Linked DNA regions of Homo sapiens: region 2 is linked to region 1. Evidence: chromatin contacts called from ENCODE Hi-C or POLR2A ChIA-PET data. All regions are on one chromosome and are shown on one strand. Each heading gives the region's core, a stretch centred on a gene start or an enhancer-like site at or near the end of the contact. The rest is flanking DNA. Distances are from core to core; before and after follow the strand shown. Region 1 overlaps HLTF (helicase like transcription factor). Region 2 holds the start of HPS3 (HPS3 biogenesis of lysosomal organelles complex 2 subunit 1).

Region 1 (2,710 bases), core at 184-2,683:
TAGCAATGGCTGGTGAAATAGGAGGAAGGAAGCTTCTAATATTTAGCACATGGTAGGCACTCAAAAGAGATCTCTTAAATTGAAATGCTGAGTATCAGTAAGATATGACCATGCCAGGGAATAATTAGTGTTAGTAAAGGTTATTCTATTTGAAAAAGTTGAAAAAGATTAACTTTATTGAAACTGTTCTCAGAAAATAAGTTATTTTTAAAGTATTCTTTTTAATAGGCTATATATTTACTAACATTTATTTAGCACTCACTAGGTGTTATACATTGATCTTAGTGCTTTAAATGTATTCACAGCAATCCTATTAGGTCAGTATAATTATCCACATCTTATAAGTGAGGAAACTGAGGCACAGAGCAGTTTAGGTGACTTACACTGTTGTCACACAGCTAGTGAGTGACAGGACAGATTAACTCTGGCACTTTGGTTTAGAGCTTGTAAGTTTAATCTTTGTATTATTTTGCCTATTCCTTGCATTCTTGAATATTCAGAAATGTTTGTTGCCATAATACTACCAGTACTAATACTAGCAACAGATTCATGTATAGCACTTAATATAGTCCAGGCACTATTTTAAATACTTTACATGTATTAAATTAAATAACAGTAGTTGTATGAGGTAGGTACTTTTACAATGCCACTGTTAGAACTGAGGAAGCTCAAGACATAGGTTAAGCAACCTGTCCAAGGTTACATAATTAAATTGGCACAGCCAGGTTTTGAATTCATGACCAGCTAGCTCTAAAAATTTGTACTCTTAGCCGTTAGGCTATATTTCTTCTGTTGCCTTAAAATACTTAAATATCAGATGGCCTGGTTATATAATTTTTGGATCACCCATTTCCTTAAGAATCTATGTTGTCATTGTACCACTGTATTTTGTATAGAATGTTTCTGTGGGGAAGCCTGGTTTTTTTTTTTTTTTTTTTTTTCCCTCTGAAGTTCAGCAACTTCTTTGTTGACTTTCCCCTGGGACATGTGATATTATTTAAATCTTTAGATTCCAGGCTTTTCCCCCCTTCTCTTTCCTGGAAAGCTTTCTTTAAATATTGTTTTCTGTTCCATTATTTTATTTCTCTCTGTGTATGTTAGATGTCTTTTATCTGTGTTCCATAGGTATCATTTTATTTCTGATCTTTTACATTTTTTTGTTTAATTTTGATTTTCTCAGTCCTGTTTCCTACATCCTTTTCTATGTTTTTATCAGTGACTAGTCTTTTTTTATATTGGCTTATATTGGTTTCAGTGTGACTTTCATTTCTCTGATGATTCACTGTTTTCTTTCACTTTCTTGAGCCATACCAGCTCATCTTTCATCTCTTCCTGTTCTCTTGCCATATTTTTTCAAAGCTCTTTGTCTTTGCTTTAAGATTTTTTTTTTTTGGAGGAATTGTTTTATTGAGTGGTGTTAAATTGTGACAGTATCCTTGGTCATAATTTTTATTTGCTCTGTGGCAACATTTTTCTGCTGAGTTTTCTTTCACTGCCATGTGTCCCCTACCTTTGCTCTCTGCTGATTATTACTTATATTTGAATATCTTGAGTTCTTCTTGGACTAGCTATTTGCTAGTCCAGATATACAAAAGGGAAAGGTCACAATCATGTCCCCGACCAGCAGGAAATAACCCAATTTACTTAAGACTCAGGGTTACATGTTGAGTTACTTTAGGTTTTATTAGTACACATAAACAGAGATCAGAAACTTTAGGGGTGCTTGGAGTGTAGAGTGCTGTGCCCATAGTCTTTTTTTGAAAATACAGTGCACCTGTATGTTTCTGTATTCAGTTTACCTTCCCTCTTTTTTTGATATAAATTTCTCCATGGAAGCTCAAGTCACCAAGCATGCACCCTGTTCCTGTTTCTGCACATGAGAGGTATTGATTTTCCCCTCAGGGCATGCCATCCATTTTAAAGAATTGTGTTTTGGCAGCTCTGTTTGAGATCTGCAGTCATCCCTCTCAGCATCTTCCTATCTGACTTAGACTGCAATTGGCAGCCATTTCTCATATATTGTGCCTTATTGTTATAGATCTCTCTTGGTTTTATTAGAGTTGCTTTTCTGCTTTTCATTCTTGTTTTGGAGTAATTTCTAGAGAAGAAAAGAAAAATGCCATTTTACTCTGCTGTTTTAGAATAGGAAGTTATTATTGTTTAGCGGACTTAATAATATTTGACATTTTAATCTCTAGGTATTTTAATGAAGGGACTGTCCTGGCACATTATGCAGATGTCCTGGGTCTTTTGCTTAGACTGCGGCAAATTTGTTGCCATACTTACCTTCTTACAAATGCAGTGTCTTCCAATGGCCCCTCAGGTAGGTAAATTTGATTGCTTCATATCATTGTATTTGTCAGAGATACTTAAATAAGAGTGATAAATTTTTTTTATGTGGCATACATTTAGTTTATTTTGTTCTGTCAAATGGAGATTGCTTTTAGTGTGAGACTCAGCTAGGAATACATCCAATAATTTTTTTACCAATGAAATGGAATTATAATGAGGTCTTTCCAGGAATTCCGGTGATAGATACCCTTTGATGAAAGATTCATATTGGATCTGCCTTTTATTGTGTGGTGGTATGTTATTGTCATGTTATAATGATGCTTCTCTATGAGGTATATTATGTGAGTTGGCTACTATTTTGGCTTCTGAATGTTTCTTAAATTTCAAATTTAAATTATGCTTTTTGCCTATGGCAGAA
Region 2 (2,813 bases), core at 95-2,594, 87 kb before region 1:
ACTGAACTTTACACCCATCTTGTAAAGTATGAATCGAAGGTAAGTGTATTAAAGGAATTATATGGTAAATTCTTCTGTAATCTAAAAGGGATCTAGTTTTAAATGTTGGATTTTTCTAAAATAGGATTCACCCACACAGTATTTCCTTGGTATTGCTTCACATTTCTGGTGTGAAAGAGTAACGGCTGCTCTTACAACTGTTTGTTTTTGTTTGTTTTGGGACGGAGTCTCACTCTGTCGCCTAAACTGGAGTGCAATGGGGCAATCTCCGCCTCCCCGGTTCAAGCGATTCTCCTGCCTCAGCCTCCCAAGTAGCTGAGACTACAGGCGCCCACCACCACGTCCGGCTAATTTTTGTATTTTTAGTACAGACGGGGTTTCAATAAATTGACCAGGCTGGTCTCGAACTCCTAACATCGTGATCCGCCTGCCTCAGCCTCCCAAAGTGTTGGGATTACAGGCGTGAGCCACTGCGCCCGGCCACAGATGTTTAAGAGAAGAGAGGGGGGCAGTCTGAGTTCTACTTACACACATTTAAAAATCAACACATAATGTGAGCTTTCAAAAACCGACCGGAAGTAGATGGAGGTACAGATGTGAAAGAACTGCCAAGAGTTGGAATAATTGTTAAAGCTGGGAGTACTTGGAGGTTCCGGGATACAGTACTAGTCTCCTTATTCCTACTTGTTTTTTTGGTAAGTCTTTGAAATCTGATGCACTAAAGAGTTTTTTGTTGTTGTTTGCTTAAGTATCCGAGATGAGTGGAATCCAGCCAGAGGCCTTTCTGCAGAAAACCAAGACGAAGAGATGTCAGCGTCTCCGCCCCGACAGAAGCAAGCTCATACCTATGCTTGCCGCGACAACCGCATAGCTCAATGCGACTTCAAGCAATCAGCGGCCAGACCCAGGGAGACCATCCGGCAAATTCCGGGAAGCAAGAAGTCCCATCCCTAGCTAGAGCTACAGCCCAGACGTTCGGTCCGCTAGCTAGGAGGCCTCAAGCTGGACCCCAGGCGGCCCCTGGCTCTCTAGATTACTCACCAGCCTCGCTGTAGGCCAGGCGCAACACCCGGCCCAGCGTGGAGAAGGCGCACCGCGGCTGGCACAGCTCCTGGCCGGCCACCGCGAACGCCTCCACCTTGCAGCCCGCCGCCACGAAAAGCGCGTCACGCCCCCCGCCACAGAACCGGTCCGGCTCCAGCTTGCAGGGCACCACCTGCTGCGACCCGAACGGGTGCAGGTTGTACAGCTGCACCATCCCGACGTCCGGCGGGATGGCACAGCCTGCCCGCCCTGCAGGGCGCCCGGAGACCCCGCGCTGACCGCGAATGTAGGACTACTTCCGCGAGCGAGCCAATGACGCCGGGTCACGTGAACGCCAGCCGGCCCCGCCCGCGGCTCCGCTACTTAAAGAGGCCGCCGCGGGGCGTGGCAGGCGTCGGGAAAGCGGTCACGCCAGCCTGGTCAGCCCGCGCTCTGGCGCTGCAGTGCTTTCGGTCTCTGCGCCTCCCACTCCGCCGCGCGAGCTTGCCACTGCTCTATGCTCAGTGGCCGGTGGGTGCGGGGACCGCTGGGTCCCTGCCTTTCGTCTTTTACTGCTTTGGGCCAGGCGGTATGTTTTGGCTTTTGAGTACGTTCTGACAATTCATCATCTATCTTGTAACATTTTGTACTTACTTTGAGGAGCGTTATTCATGTCTCTTCAGTAGTCCCTGAGCTTCTGGAGGATGGGGTTGCAAAAACTGAAATGGGGTGCAACTCGGGGCTAAACACTCTGAAGAGTTGCTTTAAAATAATGGAAATTCTAGAATAGTTCAGCTGGAAAGAGCAAAGCCTTGAACGTGCTTGGCAAAAAGATATTTGTTGAAAGAAAGAATCCATGGACTTCATCTTGTAGGCATTTGACAAAAGACTAGTTTGAGCCCCAGAGGATAGAAGAACTAGGAGGGAAATCCCCTGGCTTTCAGTCCAGTGCTCCTAAAACTATGCAGTAAATTATCTATTCCTGACATCTCAACGTGGAGTTCACGATCGCAACACTTTCCCTTTTCTAAAAAAATCAGATTTAGATAAAACAAGTAGTATAACTTTGTCCAGTTCACCTAGAAAATATATGTGTTAGCATGGATTGAGGGATGCTGTTTTATTTAGGCACACAGGGACATAAATGAAAGTGCAACATTTTCTTCAGTCAGTTTCCAGTTCAGAATTTGTAAATTAGATGCAATTGGATTGAAGTTAAACTTGCCTCCCTTTCCTAGGCCCTTCAGATGAATAAAGTACCTCTAAGTAATGGGAAACAACAGGTTCGTCAAACTCAGTGAGTTAGAGAAGTAAACATGGAGGTAGCTCAGGTCAGGAACTAGGGCTGCAAAAAATCACAGAAGGCTCCTATGGAAAACAACCAGACTAATAGTCCACAAGTTATTTGTTCTAGATACAAAACTTAAGAGCAAATATCAAAATCAATAGTAAAAAAGATTCCTTTCCACAAGTATCTGCCATATTATTCTTTTTGGCTTAATTTTCTTCTTCAAGACTTAATTATCCTAATTCAATTTTCTCCTAATGAAGACTGATATTAACTTTAGTGTAATTTCACCTGCATAAAAAGAATGTCTGTTTTGGAGAAAGAAGTGAGATTTGCTCAAAACCTGGAACCCCATTCCTTCCTAGAGATAGTGTCTTCTTCCTTGCTGTAGTCACTGCACCTGACTCATCTAAGATTCTTTGGGAAGAGACATGCTACCCAAGGGAAGGTGGGGCATGTGTCTGGTTTCCACGTTTGTCAGGAGCTGTGAGCAGGAGCTGCC

The links. A loop is a pair of places that touch in the nucleus more often than their neighbours do. ChIA-PET counts read pairs that join two places held with the same protein, here RNA polymerase II (POLR2A). Pooled maps may share reads with other maps.
Region 2: a pooled map shows a loop between it and region 1 (3-fold over the local background). The contact joins the promoter of HPS3 here to the enhancer-like site in region 1. A Hi-C loop is called at or near these places in 6 of 50 pooled maps. POLR2A ChIA-PET finds 5 or more read pairs at or near these places in 2 of 52 experiments (CD8-positive, alpha-beta memory T cell and PC-9).

The regions. Positions count from the first base shown.
Region 1 is chr3:149,041,779-149,044,488 of GRCh38, reverse strand. HLTF (helicase like transcription factor) reads left to right here. Exons shown (of 25, transcript NM_003071.4): 19 at 2,199-2,323. Among named protein-coding and RNA genes, the nearest start is that of HLTF-AS1, 43 kb to the left of the region's middle. Within about 2 kb of position 1,433, at least 2 of the 41 ENCODE cell types and tissues checked have a DNase peak (open chromatin) inside an H3K27ac peak, as active enhancers do.
Region 2 is chr3:149,128,169-149,130,981 of GRCh38, reverse strand. It overlaps HPS3 (HPS3 biogenesis of lysosomal organelles complex 2 subunit 1), which reads right to left and starts at 1,344. Exons shown (of 17, transcript NM_032383.5): 1 at 1,042-1,344. The coding sequence starts at 1,258. RefSeq lists enhancers at 803-1,302, 1,084-1,343.